Linked DNA regions of Homo sapiens: region 2 is linked to region 1. A link is an interaction called in ENCODE POLR2A ChIA-PET data of the cell type or tissue named here. Cell type or tissue: OCI-LY7. All regions are shown on one strand. Each heading gives the region's core, and the rest is flanking DNA. Links, peaks and the distances in the headings are about the cores only. Region 1 holds the start of LOC105374453 (a long non-coding RNA gene). Region 2 overlaps BIRC6 (baculoviral IAP repeat containing 6).

What was found. ChIA-PET counts read pairs that join two places held together with the same protein. Peaks named below come from ENCODE experiments on the same cell type or tissue, not always from the same donor. Only the 100,000 strongest peaks of a DNase experiment are listed, where the experiment ranks them.
Region 2: POLR2A ChIA-PET joins it to region 1 with 5 read pairs; 2 of 35 experiments call an interaction of 5 or more read pairs at or near these places.

Annotation. Positions count from the first base shown.
Region 1 is chr2:32,896,934-32,913,497 of GRCh38, reverse strand. LOC105374453 (a long non-coding RNA gene) reads left to right here and starts at 10,408. Exons shown (of 3, transcript XR_939938.2): 1 at 10,408-10,761. In OCI-LY7, for the core only: no CTCF peak of the experiment used is centred there; a DNase peak (open chromatin) is centred at 7,917; H3K4me3 peaks cover 1,280 bases; H3K27ac peaks cover 1,106 bases.
Region 2 is chr2:32,539,476-32,541,975 of GRCh38, reverse strand. The region is part of intron 61 of BIRC6 (baculoviral IAP repeat containing 6); the gene reads right to left. Among named protein-coding and RNA genes, the nearest start is that of MIR558, 8.6 kb to the right of the region's middle. In OCI-LY7, for the core only: no CTCF peak of the experiment used is centred there; no DNase peak of the experiment used is centred there.

The DNA.
Region 1 (16,564 bases), core at 6,735-9,234:
ATCTGATGGATGCGTTTTGATGATCATTCCAGCTGCTCTGTGATCAAGGATCAGTGAGGGACCAGAGGGGAAGCAGGAAGCATATTTTGGAGGCTACTGTAGTTTCCAGATGAGAGATGGCAGTGCAGGCAATCTCCAACTTACAATAGGTCGACTTGCAATTTTTCAACTCTATGGTGGTGCAAAAGCAATACATATTCAGTAGAAACCGTACTTCAAGTACCCATACAACCATTCTGTTTTTCACTTTCAGTACAGTATTCAATAAATTACATGAGATATTTGACACCTTATTATAAAATAGGCTTTGTATTAGATGACTTTGCCCAACTATAGATTAATGTAAGGTGGGCTAAGCTAACCTATGATGTTCAGTAGGTTAGAGGTATCGAAAGCATTTTCAACTTAAGATATTTTCAATTTGTGATGGGTGTATCAGGAGAAAACACCATCATAAACCGAGGAGCATCTGTACTGAAAATTAAGGGCGTAGAGTTGAGTTACAGAGTTAATTGAAAATGCTTTTGAGATACCAGAGAAAGAATTTACTGATGAGTTGAATATGGAGTTTGAGAGATTAGAAGAAAAATGACTCAAGGATCCAAAAATGGACTTGGATGACAGGCACTGAATGGCCACACCTGAGAGGACACTGCAAAAGGGAACCTGGGACTAGGCTGACAGAATGGGCTGGAAAAACTAAGGTTGCATTTGATTCAGTGATGACAAAAGAACTCCTGAAAATATGTGTCAAGCACCTACTTGGTGCTGCAGATCTACAAAACCTCCAAAGAACTGGCCTTTGATTTGACACAATTCTTTTTTTTTTTTTTTTTTTTTTTTTGAGACAGAGTCTCACTCTGTTGCCCAGGCTGGAGTGCAGTGGCACGATCTCGGCTCACTGCAACCTCCGCCTCCCACGTTCAAACAATTCTCCTGGCCAGGCACAGTGGCTCACGCCTGTAATCCCAGTACTTTGGAAGGCTGAGGTGGGTGGATCACGAGGTCAGGAGATCGAGACCATCCTGGCTAACACAATGAAACCCCGTCTCTACTAAAAATACAAAAAATTAGCCAGGCGTGGTGGCGGGTGCCTGTAGTCCTAGCTACTTGGGAGGCTGAGGCAGGAGAATGGTGTGAACCTGGGAGGTGGAGCTTGCAGTGAGCCGAGATCACGCCACTGCACTCCAGCCTGGGTGACAGAGTGAGACTCCGTTCAAAAAAAAAAAAAAATTATCCTGCCTCAGCCTCCCAAGTAATTGGGATTATAGGCATGTGCCACCATGCCCAGCTGATTTTTGTATTTGTAGTAGAGACGGGGGTCTCACCATAACATGTTGACCAGCCTGGTCTTGAACTCCTGACCTCAGGTGATCTGCCTGCCTCGGCCTCCGAAAGTGCTGGGATTACAGGCATGAGCCACCATGCCTGGCCAATTTGGCACAATTCTTAAACTGCAAGTGGTTATAGAAACTTACAGTGCTCCCAGTGGCAAAGTTGTATATATACTTTACTATATATAAATAAAGATAGATAGATGATAGATAGATAGATAGATAGATAGATAGATAGATAGATAGATAGATGATAGACAGATCACACACACACACACACACACACACACACACATACACACAGCTTATAAAATTGTGGACCTTTTCTCATTACTTAAAATATAGAAGGCACCCATGATTCCAATGCACATAATACACATTAATACCCAACAGACACAAATACCACACATTTTACTCAAGACAGCACAACATTCTCATCTCGTTATATTATCAGAAGAAAACTATCCCTTAAAAGACAAGTTTTTGAAATTCAATGACCTTAAGACGTTTCCATGTCAGAATGGATTTCAAAAATGAATCTCTACCACTCCCAATAATATCACTTTCCATTATGAAGAAATTCCTGCCCTCAAGTATCATAAATATTGAGTCCTAATAGCAGAACACATGAGGATTTAACCATGGCAAGAATTTTTGTTAGAATATATTGATCTTAAACAGATAACCAGGCCCAAACCACAGACAACTGTTAAGTCTAACTCTGTTGCGTTGTCAGCCACTGTATCCTATGTGATACTGGCAATAATTAAACATAGGATTTAAACTCCAAATCACAAACAGCTTACACTCAGCTGCACCACTCAAGCTATAACTAGGCCACACAAAATATCACTGACTCAATTAAGTGTACGTGGGAAGCTCACCCTGGGTCCTTTTCTCAACATTAAATTGATTTTACATTTAATTTTCTTTGTGGTAAGAAAAAAAAGAGGAGCAAGAAATAAGCAGCAATGTTGGCCGGCAGGTGTGGTTTTGCATATTTCTTATTCAGAGACCTAGCCTGCGGTTTCAGTTCTGATGGAGTGTTTTGTCTAACTGTCTGGGCTGCAACGTGTGTCGTCCCACAATTTGTCACACCATAAGAGTTGCATATTTGGGGACAGAGATAGCACATAACATATGGCAAAATGTACTAACCTTGCCAATCAAGATCTTTGGCCGCGGGTAATTTCTTAAACTGAATGTCATGAACTCATCAGAATTCTGGTGCCCATTGAGGAATGGGTGAAAACCTCTACCAGCCAGAGTCAGCCTGGAAGACACGCTTGTTAAAACCCACAAAATGTAAATGGCTAAAGAGTTTTCATACGGTAGTAACTTTTTGAATGATTCTTTGGAGAAAACAATGTCTGGAAAAGAAAGATTTTACTACCAGATGCAGGTTGCAGCGGAAAAAAACCTTAATGGTGTTAGGATGTCTTAAAAAATATCTACTACTGATTTTTTTCCCATTCAACATTTGTTTTATGCAGTTGTGCTGGTGAAATGTCTTTAGAGAAAATTGCACAGTTTACAGGATAATGGAGTCAGCCAGTTGAACCAAGCCTTGCAGACAATGCAGGGTCGATTGATTAAGCATGCTCTCATCAGAATGATTCCATGCGGTCAGGAGTAGGCATCTGGGAAGCTTCTCTTTTTAAAAATCATACTACTGGCATTCTGCTTATTTTTATCCACAAGAGAAAAGTAATTATGAGCTTTTGAGTAAACAGGAGAGAGAAGCCACACAAAAATATGGGCCTGCCAACGCGGAGAAGCAATGGAGAAGAGACTTGCGGGAGATTAATGTTGGGGACAGAAAGGGAAGGCTAGAAATGTTGAAGGGCAAGTCAGAAAACCTTCCAAAATAATTTTTAAAAAGATATTCAGGCCAGGCGCAGTGGCTCACACCTATAATCCCATCACTTTGGGAGGGTGAGGTGGGCGGATCACTTGAAGTCAGGAGTTTGAGACCAGCCTGGCCAACATGGTGAACTCCTGTCTCCACTAAAAATACAAAAATTAGCCGGGAGTGGTGGTGGGTGCCTTTAATCCCAGCTTCTTGGGAGTCTGAGGTAGGAGAATCGCTTAAACCTAAGAGGCAGAGGCTGCAGTAAGCAGAGATAGTGCCACTGCGCTCCAGTCTGGGTGACAGAGCAAGACTGTGTCTCAAAAAAAAAAAAAAAAAGATATTCAGAGTATCGTAAAGGGGAGGATGGAAGAAAAACCACCTGGGCCCCTCTGGGAGCTCTTTCTTCCTGAGTCATAAAACCCTTCTGGTTTTCCCTTCTCTGGAACCACTGTCCACAATCTAGAAACAATGTGTTCTTATTTCCAGTTTTGGAAAAATAACCATGAAAATAATGTTAGGGTAGTTTTAATACAAAAGAGAGGAAATTTTCATTGCAGCAAATTAATCTGGATATTGGAGAAGTGGCCGAATGCTAAGATAGTGGGGAAACAGCAGTGACAATTGTGTCCCCAAAAGTACTACTCCTTGTTTTTGGTCCCAGCCGCCTGCACATGTGCTTTGGTCTTACATAGGAATGGTTAAGAATGGGTTTGCTTTAGAGTTCATTCAATGGAACAAATATCTATTGCATATTTACTATGGCCTTCCTGCAGATTTAGGGATGTGGCATGGACAGATTTTCTAAGGCAGCGCCAGGACTTTGATCTTCCAGGGGCCCTGGCATCTGTTCTTGTCATCTGCACATTCATACGCATGTAGCAAGGCAAACAGCAAGACCAAGGAACAGCAATCTGAATCCCCAATGAGTTGTATGGTTTGCCTAAGCTAACAGAGTTGAGATTTCCGCTTATTGCAATGATAGCATCTCGCTAACGCAAGCCAAGAGGCAATCAACTCATTTGGATTATAAAATATTCTATATGCTTCTAAACAGAGAATACTGTTTTAGAGATGAATCCTAAATTTCCTAGGCTTGCTGGACTTTGTTTGCAGTATTATGGGCCAAATTGTGATGGTTCTCAGCCCCTGCATGGAACGTTCACCAGCATCTCCTCAAAGGTTCTCCCCAGTTAACAAAAGGGTGCCAGGGTAGTTGCAGCTTCTGGTGCTCAGGAACAAGCCCACCCTTCCTCTCCTGCTCAAGTTTCGTGCCACCATGAGGTGCTGGCGGCCACTGTGAGAGCCTTGCCCTGCAATGCCTGGCTTTCCTCTGTAGCAGCATCTCTGAGATTTCAGAATGCCAGCGCTACAGGGAGGCTAGCATGGCCCACATGCCAAATCTTGCACGCTGGGCTAAGAAGCCACTTGCTCAACCCCAAGCCTCCAAGATGTTTCACGAACACAGATCCTGTGGCTTTTGTCCTAAGCTATTTCGTGGGGGGGGCATGTGCTTTCCAGCTTGCCAGCCTGCCCAATCCACTCTGTTTCATTCCTCTCTGGCCCCCATAGGCCATTCATTTGTGAGCCCTCCATTCAACCAGTGGATTGGCTGCTGGTGAAACTGCAAGTACTGTAGCAAGTTATGGAGAAGGGGAATGGTTTGGGGGAGGTAGGGGATGTCTACTACCCCCTAAGGTCCCACTCTGGGAAGTCATCTTCACCATGGAAACATTCCCCTCCCAGACTCTGGAAAGACCGATGGTTCACTCTGGGTAAGAGTCACGGGGTTAAAGATGATGTCCATCTAGATGGGAAGGGGATGTAGGTTGGGAGACCATGGTTCTGTGTCTGTCTCTGTCATTCACTGGCTGTCTTACCTGTAGTGGTCACCCCACCTCTCTAGGCCTTGTCAATAGAATCAGGGTCTCACCCAGCAGGTGTCTGAGTTCTTTTTGAGCTCTCAATGTTCTAAGGATGTGATACTGTGATACAAAATGGAGTCAGTTTTCTATCTTTTGATGAGAAAGCTTTATACTTGTCAATAAAGGAATCATTATTATCTAAGTCAGGAAAGTTTTTACAGCATTTAAAATATATACAAAAACCCAAGAGAAGTGAAAACATGACCACAGACCACACAAAAATTTGTTTATGAAGGCTTATATCAGCATTCTTCATAAGAGCCCAAAATGTGGAAATAACCCAAAAATGTCTATCAATTGATGAATGGATGAACAAAATGTGGTATAATCATACAATGAAATATATATATATATATATATATATATATATATATATATATATATATATATTTTTTTTTTTTTCCTTTAAGTTAGACTTGCTTTAGACAATGTAGTATTATTTGGCAATAAAAGGGAATAAAGGATTGGTACATAACTACAACATGTGTGAACCTTGAAAACAGTATGCTAAGGAAAGAAGCCAGACATACACACAAACACACTCGCACACACACACACAAGGCCACATACTGTATGATTCTATTTATATGAAATGTCCAGAATTGGCAAATCCATAGAGACAGAAAATAGATTCGTGGTTGCCAAGGGCTGTGGGGAGCGGTGAATAGGGAGTGGGTGCTAATGTGTAAGAAGTTTTCTGGGCTGGGTGCAGAGGCGCACGTCTGTAATCCCAGCACTTTGGGAGGATGAGACAGGTGGGCCTGGGCAAGATGGGGAAACTCTGTCTCTATAAAAAATACTAAAATTAGCTGTATGTGGTGGTGCACGCTGATAATCCCAGCTATTGGTGGGGGAAGCGGGCTCTGCGAGGGAGGTGGAAGGATAGCTTCAGTCCGGGAGGCCAAGGCTGCAACAAGCCAAGACCATGCCACTGCACTGCAGCCTGGGTGACAGAGAGAGATCCGGATCCTGTCTCAAAAAAAAAAAAAGTTTTCTTTTATTTAATTGTCTAGTATGAATATGTCACATTGTGTTTATCAATCATCAGTTGATGGACAATTGGGTTGTTTTTGCTTTTGGGTTATTATTAATAATGCCGCTATGACCATTCATGTATGTTTTTGTATAAACATATGCCTTCAATTCTCCTGGGTATATACCTAGGAGTGGAGCTGGGTCATATGGTAACTTTGTGTTTAACTTGTAGAGGTACTGGAAACTGTTTTCCAAAGTGGCTGCACAATTTTATATTCCCTCTAACAATGTATGAAGGTTCCAGTCTCCACAGCCATGCCAACGCTTGTTATTTTCCATTTAAAAGAAATTTATTATAGCATCCTAGTGAGTGTGAAGTGGTATCTAATGTGGTTTTGATTTTTACTTCCCTGACGGCTAATTATGTAGAGCATCTTTTCATGTGTGTATTGGCCATTCGTATATTAGAGAAGTGTCTATTCACATGTTTTGACCACTTTTAAGTTGAGCTATTTGTCTCTTTATTGTTGAATAGTAAGAGTCCTTCATATATTTTAGATACTAGACCCTTACCCAATATAAGATTTGCATATATTTTCTCCCATTCTGTAGGTTGTTTTTTTACTTTCTTGATAGTCTCTTTTGACACACAAAAATGTTTAATTTTGATGAAATCTGATTTTTCTCTCTTTTTTTAGTTGCTTGTGCTTTCAACATCATAACTAAAAAACCATTGCCAGCCAGGTGCAGTCGCTCACGCCTGTAATCCCAGCACTTTGGGAGGCTGAGGCAGGCAGATTACTTGAGGTCAGGAGCTCAAGACCAGCATGTCCAACATGGTGAAACTCCATCTTGACTAAAAATAAAAAAATTGGCTGGGTGTGGTGGCCCACACCTGTGGTCCCAGCCACTCAGGAGACTGAGGCAGGAAAATCGCTTGAACCCGGGAGGCAGAGGTTGCAGGGAGCCCACATCACACCACTGCACTCCAGCCTGGGTGACAGAGCAAGATTCTGTCTCAAAACAAAAACAAAAACAAAATTGCTAAATCCAAGGTCGCAAAGATATATACCTGTTTGCTTCTAAGGGTTTTACACTTTTAGCTTTTACACTTGGGTCTTTTGATCCATTCTAATTCTTGTATATGGTGTGAGGTAGGGTTCCAGATTCATTTGTTTGCCTGTGGATAAGCAGTTGTACCAGCACCAATTGTTGAAAAGAAACATTCTTAACCTATTGAATGGGCTTGATATTCTAGTTGAAAATCAATTACCATAGATGTATGGGTTTATTTTTGGAATCTCAATTCTGCTCCATTAGTCTCTATGCCTAGTCTCTGCCAGCACTACACTGCCTTGTTTACTTAAGCTTTGTAGTAAGTTTTGAAATCAGGAAGTATGAATCTTCAATTTTGTTCATTTTCAAGATTGTTTTGGTTATTCTGGGTTAAAAACTTATAATACACCTTCCATCCACTTTGAGAAACTGTGTTCTCTCTCTGAGATGCCCTATAAAGAAGTAAAGAGACCAAACAATAATGACATTATTCCAGACTATTCTGTACTTTACCTGTATACCCTTGCTTCTCTGACTTGGGTAAACTGCTCAGTCTGAAAGTACAAAAGAATATCTCTTTCTCTCTCTCTCTCTCTCTCTCTCTCTCTCTTTCTTTCTCCCTCTCCCTCTCCATTTCACTACATATCCCCATGGACTCGTACAATATTTCCCCATCTGTAAAACCCAGAACCCATGTCCATATAAACACGGTAAAAGGCACCTATGTTCCCTTTCTGCCAATGTCATGCTTCCTGTACACATTCTATGATAATTCTAAAAAGGCTAGAATCCCTTCGAGTCTTGTATTTCTCATAAAGAACAAGTTTAGGCCTTGGGCCAACTATTTCCACTTGGGTTTAATGCCTATGAGAAGTTTAACTCTTTCTAGAGAATCAAAATAGCACACAGCGGTTTCAAAGTGAAAATAAGAAAATCAGGTGCTAATTTGAGAGTCAGAGGTGATGTACATTTCTGAAAATAAATTAGTTGTTTCTTTATCCACATTTGAAATCAAATGGAAATAAAGGACTTAAACTATCTGTTCTTCACAGATAAAATGCTGTATGGTCATGACCCTGGGAATAATCCTATGTTTGACTTGGGTGCTTTGCAGAATCTAAAAAATAGAAATGTATGGTTCTGTCTGTGAGTTGATCCTGGAGTCAGTACCTCAGCCCTTTTTGTTCTGATCAATACATGTCATTAAACTGGATATAACAAGGGTTTTCAAAAATGTTACAGGAAAGCCTAAGGCAGCATGAACAATCTGGCACTATCAGGGCCACAAGAAGCACCCAGCTGCTCTCTCAAAGTTTAACAGCTATACTGGGGGCAATCAATTTGGTTCTAAGGGCCTTTTCTGCTTTAATTGGCTTTCCTAGAACGTGCCTGAAGGTCCCTGTAACAGCAGCCACACAAGAGAAAAGCATGAGCCCAGGCGAACCTGCTGCTTCAACTGCTCCCTCAATCCCGCCCTCTTCAATTGAGGAGCTGCCCTCCACTAAAGGAAGACATCAAGTCCTGGAGGCAAGGAAGGCCTGTATTTAAAGAGGCACTGACTTTAGGCAGCTGTGACTCCTCTATCCCTTTATCCTCTATAACAGAAACAACTCTCAAGAAATTCTCCGAAATGAAAATAACCTCAGCTGAGGAACTTCAATTTGGAGAGACTGGATGTGTTCAGTTTAGGACAGAAAATGTTATGAGATACCACAGATCTATGAACCCACAACTGGCTTGCATGGGATAAAAAGTAGCACGCTTTAACTTCTAAATATATTCTTCAAATACCAGGCCAAGTTCAAACAGAAACTAACATGAGATGGGGAATTTAATATTATTACCTAATCCTGGAAAGTAAAATGAAACAGACAACAATATTACAGTTGCAACCCTAGCTGTAAGGTTAGGACCGATTTAGAGGGAAAAAATGTATATTTTTAGATTCTATTTCACAGGATATCCAATAATATGGCAAACATTGGGATCAGATTTGATGACAAATAATGCTGGCCATGAGAAGCAGCAGGTGGCATGATTCTAAACATGTTTTGGGTGTGTCTCATTATTAAAATATTCTAGAATAGCAAAGAGAGTTCAATGGAGGTGTCAGCCCTGTGCTGGTTCCCAGTAGCTATGGAAGTCCTTGAGTTTGCTGTTCTGTGTCCATTTAAACCTTTCAGCCTAAGTTTCTTTCTTTTTTTCTTTTTTTTTCCGAGACAGAGTCTTGCTCTGTCACCCAAGCTGGGGTGCAGTGGTGCGATTTCTGCTCACTGCAACCTCTGCCTACCGGGTTCAAGCAATTATCCTGCCTCAGCATCTTAAGTAGCTAGGATTACAGGTGCATGCCACCACGCCCGGATAATTTTTTGTTGTTGTTGTTGAGACAGAGTTTTGCTCTTGTTGCCCAGGCCGGAGTGCAATGGTGAAATCTCGGCTCACCGCAACCTCTGCCTCCCGGGCTCAAGCAATTCTCCTGCCTCAGCCTCCCAAGTAGCCGGGATTACAGGTGTGTGCCATCATGCCTGGCTAATTTTTTTTTTTTTTTTTTTTGTATTTTTAGTAGAGACGGGGCTTCTCCATGTTGGTCAGGCTGGTCTTGAACTCCTGACCTCAGGGGATCCACCTGCCTCGGCCTCCCAAAGCGCTGGCATTACAGGCGTGAGCCACCGAGCCCGGCCAATTTTTGTATTTTTAGTAGAGACAGGGTTTCACCATGTTGGCCAGACCAGGCTGGTCTCGAACTCCTGACCTTGTGATCCACTCATCTCAGCCTCCCAAAGTGCTGGGATTACAGGCGTGAGCCACCGTGCCCCGCCGCAAGTTTCTTTCGAAGATTCCCTTTCTTCCTCCCCACTTTGACCATCCCACAATGCCTCCTGAGGTGTGTGAGTGGATCTCCCTCAGAGACGGCAACCCTGTCAGCCTTTCGTCCTCTTCCCTCCTCGACTTCAGCCTGGGCTTTCCCAGAGAAATTTTTCCTCAGGAGTTTGCCTTTCTCTATCCCGTTGAAAATCACACTCCTGGAGAGAAGATCAGAGGAGCATGACCCTGTAAAAATCAGTCTGCTTGGGAATTACTTTTGACTCTGGGCAGGGATCACGACAGGGTCCAAAATAGCAGCTTATTCCTCTCTCCGGGGAAAACATAAGCCTGAATTGGTCTGACACCACACAAAGGGTTTAACTCAAACATAAACCAAGAGCAGCCTAACAACCACAGATTTGTGATAATGTTACAAAGAGAACGTTCTAGAACCTCTCTCCAAACCACTGACACTTTGTGATGGGACTTATAAGGCTTAAACACAGGTCTGTTAAAACACACAGATTTTAAGGTTAAACAAGCAAACAATGGAAGTGGAATCTGAATTGAATTTTTAAAAAAACACACAAGGAAGGCTTAGAGCTGTGCTCATTAACCAGCACCACTGTGGCCACTAGCCATATGTGGTTGTTGCACACTTAAAATGTAGCCCGTGTGACTGAGGAACTGAGTTTTAAATGTTACTTAATGTCAATTAATTTAAATGTAAATTTAAAAATGGAAGCAGTGTAAAATATTTTTCTGGTAGACACAACTTTATTGCTCTGGTGGGACTTGATTTTAACTGTTGTATCAGGTAAGATATTAGTGTTGCAGCGTACATGTTATTAGCACATGTGTTATTTCTGGTATTCATTATTAACTTTGAAAATATTGATTACATGTTAAAATGTAATATTTTGCATATATTGGGTTAGGTAAAGCATATTGTTAAAATTAATTTCACCTGTTTATTTTTCTTTTTTGACATGGGATCTTACTATGTTGCTCAATCTGAAATCAAACTCCTGGGCTCAAGCAATTCTCCTGCCTTAGCCTCCCTAGTAGCTGAGACTATAGGTAAACTTTGGAATATGACAAATCTAAATTCAAATCCTGATCCCAAGCATTACTAGCTGTGTGACCTAGAACAAGTTTCTTAACACCTCTGAGCTTCAGTTTCCTCATCTCTAGAATGGGGTGATAACTGTACTGTCCTCACAGAGACATTGGGAGGATAATAAGAGAAAGCTGTGAAAAGGTGATCAATATATTTCAGCTAATAAGCTCCCAAGCCTCCTTCTTCCTGGCCTTGTATCATGTCTGTGGTTTTATGATAATGTCAAGGCTTCTTCTGGTCTCTGTGTTAGTGTAGCGCTACGAACCTGGCCTCTGAAGTCACAGTACCACGATTCAAATTCCAGTTTTACCTCTTGTTAGCTGTGCAATCGAAGACAAGTTGTTTAACCTTTGAAGCCACTGTTTTCTCATCTGTTGAGAGAGAGACAGAGACAGAGAAAATGAAAAGACTCTCTTTCCCAGGATGCTTGTGGGGATGATGGGACAGATTCAGAGGCTGAGTTTATGAACTCTTTCAGGGGCTGTTAGCCTGCATATAAATGCAGGTAAAAACTAAGAAAGATGGTTAATAAAATTGCAACAAAATCATGATCTTTTTCAGCCTCTTTCCCTACCTCTACCCTACCCCACCCTGAGGAAATCTGCTGGGACCCCAAAGCCCTCACACCTTTTGTGAATGCCCAAAGGCGTCTCATGGGCCCCTCCCAGCTGCCTCCAGAGAATCCTCTCCTTGTCACTGGAAGTTCTGCTTAGGTCTCCCCGGCTGCACTATTCCCTGGTCCACTCTGATGGCCCTGTGGGGCTTGCTGTGGTGAAGCCAGTCTTTCTCCCATGCCAGTTATGCTGAGCTGGAGGAAATGCCCTCCACATGCCAGCACTGTGGTCTGTAACTTGGCCACAGATTACCTGCTGAGCCTCAATTTTCTCCCCTGTAAAATGGGGCAATAACTGTGTCACCCTCATAGAGACGTTGGGAGGATGAATTAGCTAAAGCTGCAAACACGTGACCACGTGGGCCTGGCCCTTCCAGTCCTTCCGCTGACAGCCTCTTGCTTCACTCTGGTCTCCCACTTTCGAAATCCTCCCCACCCTCGCCCTGCTGAGGACCACAGTCCTGGGGTCAGACTGCTTGGCCATACTCCTCACCAGCTTTGAACGGGGGATTGTAGGGGAGGGGACAATGTCTTGAGCAGCCATCAACTCTGTGTGTCCATCTTCTTATCTCCTGTGAGGTTCTCTGGGCACTGGGCAGAGAGTTCTAGAGAGGGGTTCCAGCCTTACTCAAAGACCCCTCCAGACTGCTACTTCTCCCTCAGCCCTCATCCCCATCTAGCTCCCATGACCTCCCAAGTCCCTCTGCAACTGTTTTCTAATTCATCCTTCTCTTCCCACTGCACTGCCTCAGTTCAGACCCTCAACATCTCTCCCTGGAATGAAGTTCCTCTTGTGACTGGTCCCTGCTTTCAGTTTTGCCCTAATCTGATCCATCCTCCCATCTACCATCCACGCAACTGCGCATCTGCCATTGTTCCCCTGCTTGAAACCCTTCAGTTCCCACCCCACCCCTAAGCTCCTTAACATGGCTTGCAAGCCCCTCTGGGCTCTGCTTGTCACTTCCCTGGCTCTTTCCTCTTTCAGGGAGCTTTGCCTGGAGAGATACGACACACACAGTGAGCTGTTTCCCACCTCCATGCCTCGGCTCACCCTGTCCTGCTGCCTGGAATGCCTGTCCCTTGTCCCTGCTGCCTTTCTTTGCTGGACCTGCTCTAATTCCACTTCGCTTTACAACAAACCTATTTGTGTCTATTTCTTTTTCTTAGCCATGAATTCCCTTAGGTAGAGCATTGCATTCTATTCATATTTATATCTCATAACGCAGTTGCTGCCAGAAGGTAAATGTGTGTTGAATGAATGGGGGGCGGGCGGCACATGATAACTTTAAACGAGCGTGACAGGGTGGGATTTTCCTCCCTTCTCACCCTCCTCTGCCCTGCGTCCCCACCCTTTGCTGGGAAAATATCTTTTGCACAATGAAGCAGAGGCAGCTGTTAGCATAATAACTCATGGATGCACTGCTATGAAAAGTGGTTAATATTTGCAGGATAAATGTGGTTTGGGCTGTGGGGAGTTTCTCTGGGAAGAAACTAAATAATCTACTCCTGCCTCTGACTGAAAGGCATTAGCTGTGAACCCGGGGTCCTGGGAAGAGTGGGTCCAATGGGCAGAGGGGACTGGGGCTGACGGGACACAGAGAGAAGAAAAATTCATTAGCCTCCAGAGTGGGCTCTAATATGGACTGGCAGTGACATGGCAGAAAAGGAAGCAAGTATCTGTCCCTGTCCTCACCCTTAACAAAGTCATCTCACATAAATAAGAGTTCATTTAAAAATAAATAAATAGTAAAACAAAAGGGAGGTGATTGAGAGAAGGGATACCCCAGTCTCCATGATGTGATTATTACACACTGCAGACCTGTATCAAAACATCTCATGTACTCCACAAATATATACACCTACAGGGTACCCACAAGAAACTTAAAAAAAAAATTGGCTGGGTGCAGTGGCTCACACCTGCAATCCCAACACTTGGAGGCAGAGGCGGGAGGATTGCTTGAGCCCAAGAGTTTGAGACCAGCCTGGGCAACATGGTGAAACCCGCCTCTACAGAAAATATAAAAATTAGTCCGGTGTGGTGGTGCACACCTGTAGTCCCAGCTACTCAGGAGGCTGAGGCAGGAGGATTGCTTGAGCCTGGGAGGAAGAGACTACATAAGTCAAGATGGCGCCACTGCACTCCAGCCTGGGCAACAGCACAAGACTTTGTATCAAAAATAATTTTTTAAAATTAAATAATAAATATTCCTCCCAAAAAAACCATAGTTGATATTTGTAGTTTAAAATGACAGAATTGTCTTCTGGAGTTATATAGAAAGTAAAGGTTTTCTTACCATCCATCCATCTAAGAGACTGCATGCAGTTACATTCCTATTGACACCATTAACCTCCAGGTCAAAATTCAGATGCCCAAGTCCCAGTCTCCCCACTTGCAAAAACAGCAAGGCTTATAACTTTACCATAGGTCAACTCAATGAACGAAAGCACCATAGTATAGTGGTGAGGACAACAGAGTAAGAAACAGATTCTAATGTGAACTCTGCCAATAATCTGCAATGTGACCTTTTCCTAAGTTAAAACTTTCCCAGATGTCAGGTTTTTTTATATGTTCAATGGGGCTATTACTACTTGTTATACTGAGTTCAGAGGGATGTTGAAGAGACAAAATGAGGCACTAGATTCAAAAGCCCATCAAAAAGGTTAGATGCTGCGCATATTCAGATACTGTTTTTTTTTGACCCATTGATTAAATAACTAATGTTTGAAAGCTTTATTTGTTCCATGGGCTGTAGAGTAGGTGCCTAACTGACGCAGGTACCTATGTGTTGGTAGAGGGACAAAGGGGAGGTGGCATGGGGGAGAAGCAAGAGGAGGGAATGTGGAAATGAGAAAGATGTGTCCTTTGTCACAGGGGAGATGAAAGCCCATAGAGCAATGTCTCATGCAGAGGGTGTTAAGCACCAAAGAAAACAGGTAAAGTATTTCTAGAGGAGGGATTACTTCTCATCACGGAGATCACTGTCATTCACAACCAGCCACACTAAGCTCCTTGGGGGTTAGTGGAGGCACATGGATTTGGGGAAGTCAGCTCTATTCTCTATAGGTTTTATTCTGATGTACATCAGATCCAAAGTTAGGTTAACTGAGTGAGATGGTATTACAGCTGTTTAGAGAACACTGTAGCCAAAAGGTCTGATTCCATAAGAAATAAACCCACCTGTCAAGGAGAAAGAAAGCAACAGCAAGCTCATCACAGACACACGAGACACCATCCAAGTGACTTTCAGTGATCCTTTTCCAGCCTGAGCTTAAACATACACCTGCATAAAGAGAAAAATGGAGAATGAGTCCAAGGGCTTGGAGCTGAAGGGAACAAAGAAAGGTCATTTGGGAAAAGTGCAGCAGCTGTTTTCAAAACGGCCTGAGCTTTTTCTCTGTACCCAAGGGAATATGGTACTGAAAGCGAGTCTCTTCTTCTCCCATTACTGGGTGTTCACTAAGCCTCAACAGCATCCACAGTCCTTTGGGACTAACCTGGGGCTTATGTGGAGACAAGAAGTAGAAAAGTTTCCCTGTAATCCCACCACAAATACTTCCTCTGACTCCAACGGGCTCTCACAGTAATTTCAGCTACGGGGCTTCTCACCATTTCTTTGTGATCAAGAGCTTAGTCCAGGCTCTGACATTTTGGTCAGGAACACTTGTCCCTTAAATTCCTCCCTGAGTTTTCCTTTGCTCCCTTCCTTTCCTTTCTACCTAGTCTCTGAAGGCTGCATTACAAATGCTCCCTCTTGGGTGTGCTTCGGACTATTTATGAGTCCCACACATCCTTTGATTGTCTGTCAGTCAAGCTATTAACAGGGAGGGACTGATACATTATAAATGTCAACTGTGGGAATAAAGCTGAACACATCTATAGCCCTTCTCGGTGTTCCTTCAGTTATTTTGAGGAAACACTCTTATTCTAAAGTGGTGTGTCAGCTGGGATCTGGCCTCCCCTGTGGCTTTTGAAGCATGCCCTTTGGGTCTGTGTTACTCTCTTCCATTCTCACTTATATTGTCTGTTTCACAATACCTTGTCTCTAGAAGAGTATCTAGAAAACTGGTAGTGGTTGCACACACACCAAAATCCCAGACTTTTAATTCAGATTTTAAAAATATTCTCATTGTTTGCTGTGTATATTAGTTTACTTTACCTGCTGTGACAAATTACCACAAACTTAGTGGCTTCAAATAACACACTTTTATTCTCCAATAGTTCTGGGGGTCAGAATGTAAAATCAGTTACATTAGCCCAAGATCATGGCATCGGTAGGGTTGCACTCCTTCTGGAGGCTTTTGGGGAGAATCCTTTTTCTTATCTTTTGAGCTTCTAGAGATGTACTCTTTGCATTCCTTGGCTTGTGGCCCCTTCCTCCATCTTCAAAGCCAATACCTCAGCCTCTTGCCTTAATGTCCCATTTCTTTATATGGTGTCAAGTCTCCCTCTGCCTCTCTCTTATAAGGTCATTTGTGATTGCATTTAGGTCCCACCAAGTTAATCTAGGATACTCTCTCCATCGAAAATTCCTTGACTTAATCACATCTACAAAGCCTGTTTTGACACATTACATTAGTATTCACAGGTGTTAGGGATTAGGACCTGGATATCTTTGGTGGCCACTATTCAGTCTACTACACTGTGGCAAATGCACAGTAATTTACAGCATTTACCTTCTGCTGGGGATCTGAAACACTGCTCAGGAAACATGCTACACCCCTTGGTTCTCGCTGGCATAGTATGGATTTAGGATAACCCACTGTCTTAGTCTGTTTTGTGCTGCTATAACAGAATACCTGAGACTGGGTAATTTATAATGAACAGAAATTGACTGGCTCACAATTCTGGAAGCTGGGAAGTCCAAGAGGGGCCGGCATCCGGAGAGG
Region 2 (2,500 bases), core at 1-2,500, 360 kb after region 1:
CAAACCACGCAAAAGAAAATTGATTTTTCTTTGGCCCTAAAGAACATTAGAAGGACAGGCAAAAGCTGAATAAGATTTGCAGTTTATAGTACAGAGTCAGTGTGAACTTCTGATTTGTATAACTGTATATGGTTATCCAAGAGAAGTTTTCTGAACTTAGGAATAAAGGAGCATCATGTCTATAATTTAATCTTAATAATTCAAAGAAAAACTCCAATTCTGAGCATGGTTGCCCTACAAACTTCTCATTGCATTTAGAAATACTCTACTTATCTTGCTTGACCATGAATAATGCACTTCACTAAATACTAATTTGAAGTTCCACACTCAAACATATAATTAAATGAATAGTGAGCTAATCACAGAGTTATCTCACTATTCACTTCAAACATCAGGATGATTCCTAAGCTTCCTGTATGACTTTAGTAGACTGATAGGTAACTCTGTGGGGTGATTTTTAAATGAATGGTGAGGTAACTCTGTGATTAGTTCACTATTTCTTCCTTCTTTTACATATATATGTAGAAGTCTTAAGCTGATCTACAGCTTAGATCAGTCTTAAGTTGATCTACGGCTACACTACATGCATCTGTACACTGAATAAAACAGGTGCAATTTTGATGCCAGCTTATTTTCACTACTGAAGCTTAGGCCAGAATGACAATATGAAATAGCCTAATTGTAAGAACATAGGAATTTGAGGCACTTTTCACTTCTAAACCATTTTGAAACCCTTTATAGGCAAATTTTTAAAGATCCTCTATATTTATTATTTTATGCTGCACAGAAGATAGTTTCATATAAAAGTACCTATATAATAGAACATTGTTACAGAAGCAGAACTTTACCTCATCATAATTGTTTTCTTAAAGGACTATTCTCATATGATGCCACAAAACAAAACAAATACAATGAAAGCAAAAAGACAGCAAAATCAAAGAGCTCTCAATTTATAGCATTCAAATTCTTTAACAAGTGAAAGACCCTCAACTTCACGAAAATCAGAAGAGCAAATTAAAACCACTATCATATATTTCCCATCACCCATTATACAGATACAAATTTTTAAGTCTTATATTAGATATGTATACAATTCTTCACAACTTTTTTCATTATAGCTAACAACTGGAAATAAAAATGCTAGTCAACATTAAGACTAATACACACAATAAGGTATAGTTAAATATACAGCAAGTATGCTAGAGCTATACAAATGAGACCACCACAGGCTTAGGCATCAACAAAGATTAATTTCAAAATACAGGTTCAGCAAAAGCACCAAACAGTAGAATATAAACTGATATTTACATAAATGTCACAAGTATAACGATTCAAACAGAACTGTTTTAGGGTATTAATATTAAGTGGATTTAATTTTTTAAAGTATTATATTCACTTGTATTATTTCACATTTTGAAAGTCAAAACTGAAAAGTATATGAAAACATGCTTTTTGCTCAATTAACAACAAAGAAATTTTATTTCTGATATACTAGGATAAAACAGCTCAATTTCCCAAAGAAAAGACTCTAATAAGGACGTGCTCACTTTGAATAATGTCTAAAACACAAATAAATTATTTTAAATTAGATGAACAGGATATGATTTATATCACAGGCTTTTAGGAATTACGATATTCCAACCATGTGATGTCTTTAATTCTGATACTCATTATATGTCACAGCAAACTGAGAAGACATGATACTTTCTAAAGTAGTCAAATGCTCCAATTTAAGAACAAAAAATGAGTTTCAGTTTAAATTGGAGAAACATGGGATTAATGTGATTTCAAAATCATAACCATGGTACTTAAAAATGAAAACAGACTAAAAATTCTGTATGTTTGATTACAATTCTGCATAAGTGTATACATACAAACGTATACATGCACTTCTTCTACTGATTCTGGTTGTGTTTTTCAAGGAATTTATCCATTATATCTAAGTATCAAATATGTTGGCATAAAGTTGGTTATAATAGTACCTTATTTTATTCTATAGAAATTATAATAATGTGCTTGCTATCATTTGTGGATGTCCAATTTGTGTGGTTTTCCCTTTTTCTTGAAAATTTTTCATAGTTTATCAATTTTACTAGAAGTCTCAAAAGACAAAATGTACGACTTTCTTGTTTCTCTTTGATTTTTTTGTTTTATATTTAATTGATTCTGGCTCTTACTGTAGTAATTCCTTGCTTCTGATTTTTGGTTAATTGTACTCCTGTTTTTCTAGTTTCTTGAGGTGGCAGTGTACACCACTGATAAATCTCCTCTTTTAATTATATGCATTTAAAGCTATAAAATCTCTCTATAGACTGCTGTAGCTATATCCCATGTCATGTTGGCATTATCGTTTTGAAATATCTTGTAGTATCTATTGTGATTTCTTCTTTCATCCATGTGTTACTAAAAACTATACTGCTTAGGTTACACATATTTGAGGTTTTCTAGATCTTACCGCTATTGGTTTCCAATTTAATTCTGATGTGGTCACAGAACATAC